Linked DNA regions of Homo sapiens: region 1 is linked to region 2. A link is an interaction called in ENCODE POLR2A ChIA-PET data of the cell type or tissue named here. Cell type or tissue: CD4-positive, alpha-beta T cell. All regions are shown on one strand. Region 1 overlaps BRCA1 (BRCA1 DNA repair associated). Region 2 overlaps NBR1 (NBR1 autophagy cargo receptor).

Evidence for each region. Peaks named below come from ENCODE experiments on the same cell type or tissue, not always from the same donor. Only the 100,000 strongest peaks of a DNase experiment are listed, where the experiment ranks them.
Region 1: POLR2A ChIA-PET joins it to region 2 with 9 read pairs; 23 of 35 experiments call an interaction of 5 or more read pairs at or near these places.

What each region holds. Positions count from the first base shown.
Region 1 is chr17:43,116,574-43,120,573 of GRCh38, reverse strand. All of the region lies in intron 2 of BRCA1 (BRCA1 DNA repair associated), which reads left to right. Among named protein-coding and RNA genes, the nearest start is that of BRCA1, 6.8 kb to the left of the region's middle. RefSeq lists an enhancer at 513-617 and a silencer at 643-837. In CD4-positive, alpha-beta T cell, no CTCF peak of the experiment used is centred here; no DNase peak of the experiment used is centred here.
Region 2 is chr17:43,175,465-43,179,464 of GRCh38, reverse strand. It overlaps NBR1 (NBR1 autophagy cargo receptor), which reads right to left. Exons shown (of 21, transcript NM_005899.5): 2 at 3,564-3,674; 3 at 1,467-1,529; 4 at 53-71. The coding sequence starts at 3,665. Among named protein-coding and RNA genes, the nearest start is that of NBR1, 6.3 kb to the right of the region's middle. In CD4-positive, alpha-beta T cell, no CTCF peak of the experiment used is centred here; no DNase peak of the experiment used is centred here; H3K27ac peaks cover 1,182 bases.

The DNA.
Region 1 (4,000 bases), 59 kb after region 2:
CAGGATGGTCTCCACTTCCTGACCTCGTGATCCGCCCACCTCGGCCTCCCAAAGTGCTGGGATTACAGGCGTGAGCCACCGCGCCCGGCCTTAAGATTAATTTTTATGGTGTTTTACATTCATTTGTATGGAAAGTTCTAGGATAGGGATCATATTTCACTTCCTTTTAATATAGTACAGTATAGCACAATTTGCAGTTATGTCTTAATATGTGATCAGGAATGATCATGACTGGAAACAGTGTTATTTGTGGTAGCTATAGGGTAGGTAAGGTTTTCAGCCTGTTTTAGGTTTCTTGAACTAAAATTCCTTCTGCTGTCTTCTAAGTCAATATTGGCAGCTATTTCTGACAATTGGTAGTTCTTTGTAACTTTTTACCTATGACTATAACATTTTTGACTTTCAGAAGAATTTGCTAAAATGTGTTCCCCGGTGGGTTGTTGTTTTTCAACCTAAACCTAGCTGCTTTTTCCAGTCACTTATCCGTATTGGAAGCTCAAAATGCAAATATACAGTAGGCCTAAAATATTGCCTGGTTTGAAAAGTGTTTAAAATATTTGAATCATTTTTATAGTAAACATTTACTCTCATCAGGACCTAGAAGGGGAACATTTTAATTTTTTTTCTTTTCCCTTTTCACAGTCTTCCTTCAACATTCATTACCTTTTTACATATCGGAGTTTTCATCTGTTCAAAGTTTGTGTTTACAGTGTGTTTATATAGTTTAGATTATAATTACCATACTGAAATATAATTGTTTCAGAATTGAGTCAGTGGTGAGAATGAAAGCCATCTGGTATGATAACTGAATCCAATTTTTCTTTTACGGAGAATTTCTTTGAAATGTAGCTTATCTCAGAAATAGGGATTTAGTAACCAATCAGAGTTTTCTTTGTCAAGGTTGTTTTTCTTTTTAAAGTCACATTTGGTCCCAGTAATAATACCAATGTTGGTACAAGTTATCTCAGGTTGTGAAGCATTTTTCCCAAGTCATCTCAGGTTGTGAAGCATTTTCCCAAGTAGCATTTAATTTTATTCTTGCAATAGCCCAAGGAGTCTGGCAGGGTGAATGGCAAGAGAAGGAAACAGGTTCAGGTAGAGTGGTTAGCCCAAGGTGGCTCTGCTTATATACACAACTGGTAGTAGAAACCCAGCCTCCTGACTTAGTTCATTGTTTTTCTTTTCACTGCCCTGTGCTATGTCAAAAACCCCATGATTACAAGAGTTGTATTACAACCCTTCACAATAAGGTTACTGTCCACAAGCTTTTCTTGTGATCCTTTTCTTTTTTTTTTTTCTTTTTTTGAGATGGATTCTCTGTCACCCAGGCTGGCCCGCCTTGGCCTCCCAAAATGCTGGGATTACAGCGTGAGCCACCGCACCTGGCCCTTGTGATCCTTTTCTAAAAAGTTAAATATTTAAGGAAAAAACCACATTCTTGTCACACTGCCAGGTTAGTCGTTCTTTGATATCTTGCCTGGACTTTATCCAAAAAATCCGTTTCAAAAATTCACATTTAGAGCTAAGTGTAGTGGCTCACGCCTGTAATCCCGGTCGAGGCAGATGGATCACTTGAGGTCAGGACTTCAAGACCAGCCTGGGCAATATGGTGAAACCCCTTCCCTACCAAAAATACAAAAAAATTAGCCGGGTGTGGCAGCACGCGCCTGTAGTCCCAGCTACTTGGAATGCTGAGGCACAAGAATCACTTCAATCCGAGAGGCAGAGGTTGCAGTGAGCCAAGACCACACCACTGCACTCCAGCCTGAGCAGCAGAGTGAGTGAGACTCCATCTCCAAAAAAAAAAAAAAAGGTTCACATTCAGAAGAAAGCTAAAGGCCGGGTATAGTAGCTCACACCTGTAATCCCAGCACTTTGGGAAGCCGAAGCAGGAAGATTGCTTGATGCCAGGCATTCAAGACCAGCATGGGCATCATAGTGAGATCCTGTCTCTACAAAAATTAATTAACATTAAAAATTAAAAAGATGGCTGGCATGGTGGCTCACTCCTGTAATCCCAGTACTTTGGGAGGCCAAGGCATGGTGGTGCATGCCTTTAGTCCCAGCTACTCGGGAGGCTGAGGCAGGAGAATCACTTGAATTCAGGAGGCGGAGGTTACAGAGAGCCGAGATGGTGCCACTGCACTCCAGCCTGGGCGACAGAACGAGACTCTGTCTGAAAAAAAAAAAGAAAATTAAAAAGACCAGAATAAAGCTAAAGATTTAAAATAGCCTATAGGTTCCTACCAGAAGTTACCAGCTACCTCTCTGATAGTCTTTCCCTACAATATCCTCCTGGATTATTACATTTTAGCACCTTGACCTATCTGATGTCCTGCATACACAGGCATGGTCCTGCTCAGGGTTTGCCTTCTCTGCTCCCTCTTTCTTGGAATGCTCTTCCCCTAATTGTTGCATAGTGTGTTTCTTTACATTATTAAGCTATCCTCTAGTCTCACCTCAGTGAAACCTTTCCTGACTCCCCCCATGTACATCTCACCCCCACATAGATATTGAACTACCTGTTTCCCCTTACCCTGCTTAATTTTTCTCTTTAATGCACTTATTCCCATGTATTCTTTAATTCCGTATCAACTGTCTACCACACTAGAATATGAGCTCTATGAGAGCAGGCTTTATTTTGTAAACTGCTACATTTCTATCTCCTAGAATAGTACTTGAATATAGTAGTAGATACTTAATAAACACTTGTTATATTAGTATAATAAATGAACTAATCTCAGGAATGCCTTGGTTTTGTGGATAGACAGGTAGGGATGGGAACTTGGGTGATGTATTTTCTGAAGTTTTTATTTTTAAGCTTATTATTATTTTGAGATGGAGTCCAGCTCTGTCGCCCAGGTTGGAGTACAGTGGCGCGATCTTGGCTCACTGCAACGTGCACTTCCCCGGTTCAAGCGATTCTCCTGCCTTAGCCTCCCAAGTAGCTGGGATTACAGGCGCATGCCACCATGCCCAGTTAGTTTTGGTATTTTTAGTAGAGACAGCGTTTCACTGTGTTGGCCAGGCTGGTCTCGAAATCCTGACCTCATGATCCGCCCGCCTCGGCCTCCCAAGTGCTGGGATTACAAGCATGAGCCCCCGTGTCTGGCCTTATTTTCTTTTTTTTGAGACAGAGTCTTCCTCTGTCACCTAGGCTGGAGTGCAGTGGCACGATATTGGCTCACTCTGCAACCTCCACCTCCAGGATTCAAGTGATCCTTCTACCTTAGTCTCCAAAGTAGCTGAGACCACAGGCATGCGCCACCACGCCCGGCTAATTTTTGTATTTTTAGCGTAGACAGGGTTTCACCATATTGTCCAGGATGATCTGGAACTCCTGAGCTCAGGTGATCCACCCACCTCAGCCTCCCAAAGTGCTAGGATTACAGGCATGAGGCACCATGCCCGGCCTTAAGCTTATCATTTTCTAAATTTCCTTTAGTGAGTACTTATTACACTGTTTTTACAAAGTAATCACAAACCAAACATCATGCCTCTTCTGAAGTGATCTAATAAGAGTACACAGTACCATCTGTAAAGTGTTCTTGCCAGAAAGTTGAACCTGAATGATTAAGCCTGTAAGTCTAGTTTATAGGAAATAAGGCTAGAGGAACAAGTTAAACCTCACCATAGGGTTATACAATCAGCAAAATCCAGAATGGGGGAAACTCCACAGGTCAAATGACCTAATTTTAAAAATAAATGACAAGGGAGAAAAAGTAAGAGACACCTATAGATCAGAAGACACTTGGGGCTGGGCATGGTGGCTCACACCTGTAATCCCAGCACTTTGGGAGGCCAAGGCAGGCGGATCACCTGAGGTCAGGAGTTCAAGACCAGCCGGCCAACATGGTGAAACCCCAACTCTACTAAAAATACGAAAAATCAGCCGGGCGTGGTGGCGCACGCCTGTAGTTCCAACTACCTGGGAGGCTGAGGCAGGAGAATCACTTGAACTTGGGAGGCAGAGGTTGCAGTGAGCCGAGATCGCACCATT
Region 2 (4,000 bases):
GAGCAGATTAAGGTTTTTAAACAAGGCTGAACAGACTCTCTTAGGGACTCACCTTGACTGTTGATGGATACCTATAAAAGGAAAAAAAGCAACAGTGAATTATAAGTGTCTCATCAGTTGAGCATTTCTGTTACTAGGACCAGCCCCATAGGACAGACAAAAACTCAGGCCAAGCGTTCAGCTTTTCCATATCACTTGCTAGTCATGAATAACACTTAAGAAATTTTATTGCTTATCTACTGTGCCCTCCTTTATTTCAGATACATTAAAAGGCAGTGCAATATAACAGTTAGGAGCTTGAGTTCTACAGCCAGAGGGTATGGACTGAACGGCTACTTTACTACTTCCAAGTTTTTGTGCATTTGGACAAGTTATTTTCACCTCTCTGTGCCTCAGTTTCCTCATGAGTAAAATAGTGATGATAATAATGTACTCAATACATGGTACTGTGGCTAGTCTGACACACTGTAACCACTCAATAAAGCTTAGCCATTAGCCTGAGCAACAAAGTGAGATTCCATCCCTCCAAAGAATTAAAAAATTTTGCCAGATGCAGAGAGGTATGTCCTAGCTACCCAGAAGGCTGAGATGGGAGGATTCCTTGAACCCAGGAGCTCTAGGTTGCAGCAAGCTATGCCAATGCACACCAGCCTGGGCAACAGAGTGAGACCCTCTTTAAAAAAAAAAAAAAAAAAAGCTTAGCCATTATATTTGTATTATTATAAACTAAGTGGTAGCTTGTGCTATATGTGAACTTAAGGTCACTATATAATTTTAAAAGTTATCTTGGCCAGGTGTGGTAGCTCACAACTGTAATCCCAGCACTTTGGGAGTCCGAGGTGGGCTGATCGCTTGAGCCCAGGAGTTCGAGACCAGCTTGGCCAACATGGTGAAATACCGTCTCTACTAAAAATACAAAAATTAGCCAGGCGTGGTGGTATACACCTGTAATCCCAGCTACTCAGAAGGCTGAGACAGGAGAATCACTTGAACCCAGGAGCTGGAGGTTGCAGTGAGCAGAGATCGCACCACTGCACTCCAGCCTAGGTTATGGAGTGAGGCTTCATCTCACAAAAAAAAAAAAAGAAAAAAAAAAAAGGTTCTCTCAGGCCAGGCCAGGCATGGTGGGTGTCTCACACCTATAATCCCAGCACTTTGGGAGGCTGAGGTGGGAGGACTGCTTGGGCCCAGGAGTTCAAGACTGGCCTGAGCAACATAGTGAGACCCTGTTTCCTTTTTTTTTTTTTAAGTGAAAGTTATCTCTGAGATATTCTTCAGTGTTGCTTCTCCATTTCTCAACTCCATCTCAGATGCTGCAAGTCTTCTTAGAATATTCAGTTATCAAATATATTTAAACCACCACACAAATAAGCTAAACACTATTTTGAATTATTAAAGCCCATATCACTGGAGAAATAAGATCCCTATTCTGAACACCTAGCAATAAGTGCCATAATATATTTTACCTCTTCATTTTCCTCATCCAGGTATTTTATTTGAATAGTATTCAGATCAAATGAAACTTTTACCTATAAAAGAGATACATATTTAAAGGCAGGTTATAATGTACACAGAAGTCAAAGTAAAAAAAACCCACAAAATCAAAAGACAAACAACAAACAACCTTAATAACCCATAACAAAGGGTTAATATCTGCAACACACCCAGAGTACCAGCAAAACTGCTAATGATACAATTAACAACCCAGGTAAAAATATACATAAAATTCATACAAGAGGAAATCAGAACACCTAACAAATACATCAGAAGACTTTCAAACTTTCTGGTGGTCAGAACAATGCAAATTGAAGCAATGAGATGACATCTCATCAGAATACCAAACTGTGTGTGTGTGTGTGTGTGTGTGTGTGTGTGTGTGTGTGTGTGTGTGTTTTGGGTGGGGTGTGGGGTAGGGAACAGCAAATGTTTTTTAAAGCCATAACATCCAGTGTTGTCAAAACTTCAGGACACTGTCATGTATTTCTGTGTGCTGCTACAATTGTTCTGCAAAGCATTTGGCAGAATCTATTAAAATTTCAAATAAAATGCTTTGTGACCCATTAATCTCACATTTGTATAGGACAGAGTTTATCCTGTAGAACAGTGTATAAGTTATGTGTATAGATGGATATCTCCTGAAGTTTCAAGATAAGAAAAAAAAAAAACGAAAAATATCTTTTTTTTTTTTTTTTTGAGATGGGTCTCACTCTGTCGCTCAGGCTGGATTATAGTGGCTTGATCTTGGCTCACTGCAGCCTCAACCTCCAGCACTCAAGCAATTCGCCCACCTCAACCTCCGGAGTAGCTGGAACCACAGGTGCCTGCTACCAGGCCCAGCTAATTTTTGTATTTTTTTGGTAGAGATGGGGTTTTACCATGTTGCCCAGTCTGGTCTCAAACTCCTGAGCTGAAGTGGTCCACCCATCTTGGCCTCCCAAAGTGCTGGGATTCTAGGCGTGTGCCACTGTGCCTGGCCAAATAATGTTTATAGTATGATCCTAGTATGATATCTGCATGAACATGGAAAATTTAAAGTACATACAGGGCTGTTAACATTGGTTACCCAAAGAAGGTGGGAGTAACAGATGAGGGGGGGGAGAATGGAGGGCTATTAACTGCTTGAGATGGTTTCTCTTCTTAAAATGGGCATGTATTATACTTATACAATTTAAAATTTACAAGGAAGAAAAAAGGCAAGCTGTCAGCTCATTTAACTACTAGGAAAAGAAAGATAACTGATTTTCACATCTTTTGGCAAACAAGATCTAACTTCTTTCTGAATCCAATCTTTTTTTTTTTTTTGAGACGGGTCTCACTGTCACTGATAGGACAGTATGAACAGGTATTTGCTGGAAGGCAGACAACTACCTCAGATCATCTTTTAAGATCTACCATTTCTTTCCCTTTTTAGTTATCATCAGATATAACCAGGTAAACGTAGATTTTTACCAAAGGGTTTCAGAGAGAAACACAGTCAACACAGGAAGTAAAACATTCACCACTGCAAACTGAACAAAAACAGAAGAGTACAAAGGGCAAACCAAGAGGAGGAAAAGCCTTAGCAAAAAAACGGAACAGGTGAACTGCTGTCTAAGCAGGTATGAAAGTTTTTCCTGCTCAACTCTGAGATACTCAACCTCTGACCTAGCAATAAAAACAATTGATAGGCTCTTGCAAAACACAAGTTATATCCTTGTGCAAAACACAAGTCATATCCTCACACAAGAGAACATTTCCTTGGGATCTGGTTGGGTGGAGTCCACACCAATTCACTCCTCATACTGGTTCTAAAATTAATAGGTTTTCTAAATCCTATCTCACTAAAAACAATTTTACCTTCCCTTTCTAAAATGTTCAAAAGGAAATTTATGTGTTGGTTCCCTTTATTGGGGCACATCTCATATATGAATACTGAAACCCTATCAAAAGCAATTTTCCAAAAGGCCCAGAAATGGTAACTATGACAGACTTCACAGCTATGAAACAACACTGCTAAAAATAGCTACCTTTGGAAAAAATAACCATGCTTAAACCAAGGAGAAACAAAATAAAGTAACACTCACCATAGCTTCGATATCAGCCCAAGTTGTATTTTCTGGATCAGAAACCAGAAAGCTTTGAATTTCATTTTTAAAAGTCACATTTAGAGTAACCTGTGGTTCCATGCTGTGAGGCTAGGGTTGAGAAGGTTGGTGGGAGAGAGAGAAAAACACATTAGAAAGGGTTCTATAAGTTGCACTAAAAGTTCACTCAGCAAATACTTGTGAGGACCCAATATGGGCTGGGCTTGGGAGACAGCAATGAACAAAAGAAACACTGTCCCTGTTCTTACGAAACTTACCATCACTGTTAAATAGGAATTGTTTCAGGAAAGAAAGATAGGCTAAAACCATGCCATAAAGACTTGTACTTAAGTCACAAAAATTATTCTTGAAGTTATTAGGAACTTCCACATGTTGGAAACATGTGGAAACAGAAGTATGCTGAAAGTATTTAAATT